Linked DNA regions of Homo sapiens: region 2 is linked to region 1. The links are chromatin loops, found by intact Hi-C in ENCODE. Cell type or tissue: heart left ventricle. All regions are shown on one strand. Links, peaks and the distances in the headings refer to the core of each region. The heading gives the core; the rest is flanking DNA. Region 1 has its middle 43 kb from the start of C16orf82. Region 2 has its middle 19 kb from the start of ZKSCAN2.

Evidence for each region. Hi-C counts contacts between places; a loop is a spot of excess contacts. Peaks named below come from ENCODE experiments on the same cell type or tissue, not always from the same donor. Only the 100,000 strongest peaks of a DNase experiment are listed, where the experiment ranks them.
Region 2: a loop joins it to region 1, with 11 times the contacts of the local background. A loop is called at or near these places in 19 of 110 quality-filtered maps.

The regions. Positions count from the first base shown.
Region 1 is chr16:27,108,450-27,111,352 of GRCh38, forward strand. No RefSeq gene overlaps it. Among named protein-coding and RNA genes, the nearest start is that of C16orf82, 43 kb to the left of the region's middle. RefSeq lists a silencer at 1,308-1,507 and enhancers at 1,546-2,094, 2,095-2,641. In heart left ventricle, for the core only: CTCF peaks have their summits at 1,387 (motif pointing left) and 1,586; DNase peaks (open chromatin) are centred at 1,372, 1,802 and 2,302; H3K4me3 peaks cover 1,108 bases; H3K27ac peaks cover 713 bases; H3K27me3 peaks cover 703 bases.
Region 2 is chr16:25,275,395-25,278,297 of GRCh38, forward strand. No RefSeq gene overlaps it. Among named protein-coding and RNA genes, the nearest start is that of ZKSCAN2, 19 kb to the left of the region's middle. In heart left ventricle, for the core only: a CTCF peak has its summit at 1,402 (motif pointing right); no DNase peak of the experiment used is centred there.

The DNA of each region.
Region 1 (2,903 bases), core at 162-2,661:
ACCCCCATTCACCTGGCACTAGTTGGCCTCTATCAAAAACAACGTGAGCATCATTTCTCCACCCTGGCTGCCCATTAAAATAAAAAGCAAACGCCAGGCGCAGTGGCTCAGGCCTGTAATCCCAGCACTTTGGGAGGCCAAGGCAGGCGGATCACTAGAGGTCAGGAGTTCGGGACCAGCCTGGCCAACACGGTGAAACCCCCATCTCTACAAAACTGCGAAAATTAGCTGGGGTGGTGGCAGGCAGCTACTCAGGAGGCTGAGGCAGGAGAATTAATTGCTTGAACCCGGGAGGTAGAGGTTGCTGTGAGCCAAGATGGAGCCACTGCCCTCCATCCTGGCGACACAGGGAGACTCTGTCTCAAAAATAAAATAAATAAAATAAAATATAAAATAATAAAATAAAATAGTGTCTGGGACCCACCAGAAGTTCTGGTTACCGGTATGTCTTAAAGGCTCCCGGGTGATTCTAAGGCGCAGCCAGATTAGAGAAGTAAGGGCCTGGACGTGCCCCTCCTGGCACAGCCCTGGGCTCTCACTGGTGCGGAGCCTGTGCAAGGCTCTTCTGCGACTGTCCGGTTCGATCCTGCCCGCGGCTCTGTGAGGCTGGCCAGGCGTCCTCCCCTCCCAGGTGCAGAAACAGCCATGCAGGCCAGGTAACCACGTACCCAGAGACTGAAGTTAAATCTGACTCCAGAATCCAGAAGAAAGGAAGAGAAAGGGAGGAAAGAGGGATGGAGGAAAGGAAGGGAGGAAAGAGTGGGGGAAGAAAAGAAGAGGGAAGGAAGGGAGGAAGGGAGGGAGGAAAAAAGGGCAGGAGGGAGGGAGGAAGGGAGGGGGAGGGAGGGAAAGAGAGAGGGAGGAAGGGAAGGAGGAAAAGAGAGGGAGAATGAAAGGGAAAGAAGGGAAGAAAGGAGGGAGGGAGGGAGGAAAGGAGAGAGAGTAAGGAAGGGAAAGAGGGAAAAGGGAAGAAGGCAGGGAGGAAGGAAAGGAAGGAGGGGAAGTTGGAGGGATAGATAGATGATGGGTGGATGGACGGAAGAATGGATGAGTGGTGGGTGGGTGGGTGAAAGGATACGAGGGAGGAATGAATGAATGAAGAGGAGGAAGGGAAGAAAAGAAGATAGGGAAAGGAGGAGAAGGGAGAAAAAGTGATATGTGGGGGTTGGAGAAACGAAGGCGGAAAGGACGGATGAATTAATGAATTAGGGATAGATGAAAGAGGGGAGGAGCAAGGAGAGCGGGCTGCTGCCTCGGCGACCTCTGGTCCCCGGGGTCCCGTGAGCAGCCAGGGCGGAGGTCAGGGAAGGCGGGTCTGGGGTACGAGACCAGGAGCTGTGCGGTCTCCGACGGGACTTGGCCTCCGCGGGGCCCTGCTGCCCCCCAGCGGCGATGCGCGGCACTGCAGAGGCGGCGGCGGGACCGGGGGCGGCCGCCCCTCCTTCCCCGGGCTCCGGGAGCCGCCCGCGCGTTCCCTTAGCAGCCGCCCCACCCGCCGCTCCCCGCTCCCGCCCCGCCGCGCCCGCTGCAAACTTTGGCCTCTGCAGCCCCGGCATCCGCTGGACGGAAGAGAGAGAGAGGAGCTCCTCCCGTAGCTTTCTCCCGAAAACGTTTTCTCTTCCCTACTCTCTGAAAAAGGATAACGAGGTGGGGGAGGGGAAGGAAATAGTTTAAGTTAATTTAAATTGTGTCTGCCGTGGGCAACTCTCCAAGAAAGGGCTTTCCTTTTTTTTTTTTTTTTTTTTTTTTTTTAAGAGGCACGTTCGAAGCACTCAGAGAAGCTCTTTGCTGCAGCCCAGCGGCCACGGATAGAGCCTGGGAAGTGGAGAAGGAGCTGCTCCGAGAGGGTCCCAGGGAGCAGGGGGACCCCAGGCGTGGCCCTGGCCCTTGGGATCTCTGGGACCAGGCCTGGACCCTCGAAAGGGCGCGGCTGATCCTGCCTAGGGGCTTGCTCTTGGCCGCCACTTCTCCTAGGCGGACTCCTCTAATCCAGCCGGAGCCATGAGGTCGTACTATTTATCCCCACTTTGCAGCTGGGCCCAGAGAAATCAAGCGCGCACAGCTAGGAAGTGGCAGTGCCCCGGTTTGAAGGCACCAAGGCCCATCCTGAGCCCTCAGGCTCGGGACTCCACCATACAGCTCAAAGTGGATGCTAGGATCTTCCCATCCTACAAGAAAAGATGCTGGGAGCTCCAGAGGTTTGCTCAACGCCACCTGCCTACAGTCTGCTGCCCAGACCCTCCAGACCAGCCTTACATCAGGAAACTCCCATGAGCTCCGGGAGCTGACCTCAAACAGCTGCCAGACCCGGGGGTGTGTGGGGAGCCAACCTCCAAAGTGGCCAGAGGCTGCAGTCCCTGCCAGCATCCCTGGTGACCTCAGCTGTGGGCAGGGAGCTCAGGGAGGGGGTCAGGAAAGACAGGGAGGGGGCGAGGGAGGGGGTCGGGGAGGCTCAGAGGCAGAGCCCACACAGTCCCTGCCACCTATCTCCTGCCTCTCTCCTCCATGTCAGGAGGGACAGTGCTGACTTGTGGGGCTTCATTTCACCCAACAACTCACTGGTACATTCAATTAATATTTACGGAGTGTCTGCTGGATGCCAGGAGCTATGTTAGACAGTGAGGAGATCGTGGTAAATATGGTACTTAGTGCTGAAGACAGGCGATACAAAAGTCAACCAACAAATGCACACGATGATCTGAATATTAATAAGTACTAAGAAATAAATACAACAAGGTGATACACTAAAAAGTGATGGGTTGGGGGCCGGGTGTGGTGGCTCACGCCTCTAATCCCAGCACTTTGGGAGGCTGAGGTGGGCGAATCACTTGAGGTCAGGAGTCCGAGACCAGCCTGGCCAACATGGTGAAACCGCATCTCTACTAAAAATACAAAAATTAGCC
Region 2 (2,903 bases), core at 283-2,782, 1.8 Mb before region 1:
ACCTCACAGGCATTTGCAGAGCATCACATGAACAAGTTGGTGAATATTTTAGATCTTTAAACAGTTTTGCCTTTTCCAGGAGGTCATATAGTTGGAATCATACAGTATGCAGCCTTTTCAGATTTTCAGGCAAAACCATGGAGACAACAAAAAGGTTAGTGATTGCCAGGGTTTAGGGGTGGGTGGGTAGGGATGAATAGGCAGAACACAGAGGGTTTTAGGGCAGTGAAAATACTCTGTGTGATACTGTAATGGTGGATACATGGCATTATACATTTGTCCAGACCCACGGAATATGCAATGTCAAGTGTGAACCCTAATGTAAATTAGGGACTTTGGTGATAATGACGCATCAGTACTGGTAGGTGCCTCAGTTGCAACAACTGTACCACTCTGGTGGGGGATGTCGATCATGGGGGAGGCTGTGCATGTGTAGGGAAGGGGGTGAATGGGAATTCTCTCTGCCTTCCTCACAATGTTGCTATGACCCTAAAACTGTTTTTAAAAAAATCTTAAAAAAATAAAAAATAAGGCCGGGTGTGGTGGCTCATGCCTGTAATCCCAGCACTTTGGGAGGCTGAGGCAGGTGGATCACGAGGTCAGACGTTCGAGACCAGCCTGGCCAACATAGTGAAACTCTGTTTCTACTAAAAATAGAAAAAAATTAGCTGGTCATGGTGGTGGGCACCTGTAATCCCAGCTACTCAGGAGGCTGAGGCAGGAGAATTGCTTGAACCTGTGAGGTGGAGGTTGCAGTGAGCTGAGATTGTGCCACTGCACTCCAGCCCGGGCGACAGAGTGAGACTCCATCTCAAAAAAATAAAAATAAAAAAATATAGGCCTGGGCTGGTGGTTCATTACTGTAATCTCAGCACTTTGGGAGGCTGAGGCGGGAGGATCCCTTGAGCCCAGGAGTTCAAGACCAGCCTGGGCAATATAGTGAGACCCTGTCTACAAAAAATCAAAAAATTAGGCAGGCAGGGTGGTGTGCACCTGTAGTCCCAGCTACCTGGAAAGTTAAAGCAGGAGGATCGCTTGAGCCTGGGAGTTTGAGGCTGCAGTGAGCTATGATCACGCCACTGCACTCTGGCCTGAGTGAGATAGCAAGACCCGTAAGGCAAGGCAGGGCAGGGCAGGGCAGGGCAGGGCAGGGCAGGGCAGGGCAGGGCAAGGCAAGGCAAAAGACAAGACAAAAAAGAAAGAAGAAAGAAAAGAAAGAGATAATGTAATATTTGGATAGAAATGAATGACGAAGATTTGGGAGATATCCTTTCCTCTTATATTGTTTTTTAAGAGCTTCTGGAAATAGTCAAACTTATTGGCAAGGAAGACGGGGTGTCCTGATAACTGATTATCTGTTTTCTACCAGGACAGCGTTTGCTTCTTCAGGTGATAATGGTGGCTGTTAATCCAAAAGTGAACAGCAGAGGGCAGTTTGTGCCCAAAAATGACATCACTCTTGCTGTCTCCAGCAAGCTCTGTGAATATGGGGCCAGGGATTATAATAAAATTCATGTAGAGTCCACTAATACTGCAATCCACGGGTGCAGCTCAGGATTGCTATTTGTTTTTGACACACACACACACACACACACACACACACACACACGTATATATATATTTTTGAGACAGAGTCTCCCTCTGACACCCAGGCTAGAGTGCAACGGCGCGATCTCAGCTCACTGCAACCTCTGCTTCCCGGGTTCAGGCGATTCTACTGCCTCAGCCTCCTGAATAGCTGGGATTACAGATGCCCGCCACCATGCCTGGCTAATTTTTGTACTTTTAGTAGAGACGGGGTTTCACTATGTTGCCCAGGCTGGTCTCGAACTCCTGACCTCAGGTGATCCACCCACCTGGGCCTCCCAAAGTGCTGGTATCACAGGCGTGAGTCACTGTGCCCAGCCTGTTTTTGATCTGTATATGTTTTTTAAAATTATCAACCACACGCGTCGTTAAAATATTAAATCTACACAAGAATTTACAAAAGATTCCTTAGAGTCACCACACGACCCTACGCAATCAGGCCCCCCTTTTACTTCTCTGTCTTTGAATCCTATACACTTGTTGGCCCCAGCGCATCCTCAGAAACTGTTCTCGCTGTTCCCTTGCCCTGGAAGACTCCTCCCCAGATATCAATGAGGCTCATTCCCTTACCTGCTTCAGATCTTCACTTGATCATCTCCTTATAGAGGTTTTATCTGGTCTTCTCATTTACTATTACAGCCCCTCTCAACACTCTACACCCTCATTTGAAAAGTTCCTGGATCATAGGGTTATACATAGTGTTATTCTTTTTCTCCAGAGCACTCATCACTCTTGCTCAATCTGTTACACTTAGTAATTAAAAAAAAAAAAATTCTGTGGTTGGGCATGGTGGCTCATGCCTGTCATTCCAGCACTTTGGGAGGTGGAGGTGGGAGGATTATTTGAGCACAGGAGTTGGAGACCAGCCTGGGCAACATAGCAAGACCTCATCTCTACCACAAACAAATAAAAAATCAGCTGGGCACAGTGGAGTGGGCCTGCACTTCCAGCTACTCAGGAGGCTGAGCTGGGAAAATCACCTGAGCCTGGGAGGTGGGGGCTGCAGTGAGCTATGATTGTGCCATTGCACTCCAGCCTGGGTGACAATGCAAGACCCTATCTCAAAAAAACAAAATAACATTCTGTCTCTTACCTCTAGAATGTAAGCTTCATGAGGGCAGAAACTTTTTTTTATTTTTATTTTTTTCATTTTATTTCATCAGTGCCTAGACAATCCTAGCATGTAATAATAGGCTTAATAAATATTTGTCAAATGAAGCTACAACACAGCTCTGCTTATGAAAGATGCTGACCTTTATGAGAATGTGATAAAATGAATTGGCATCTTTTACTACCTCATGCATAATTCTGGGATT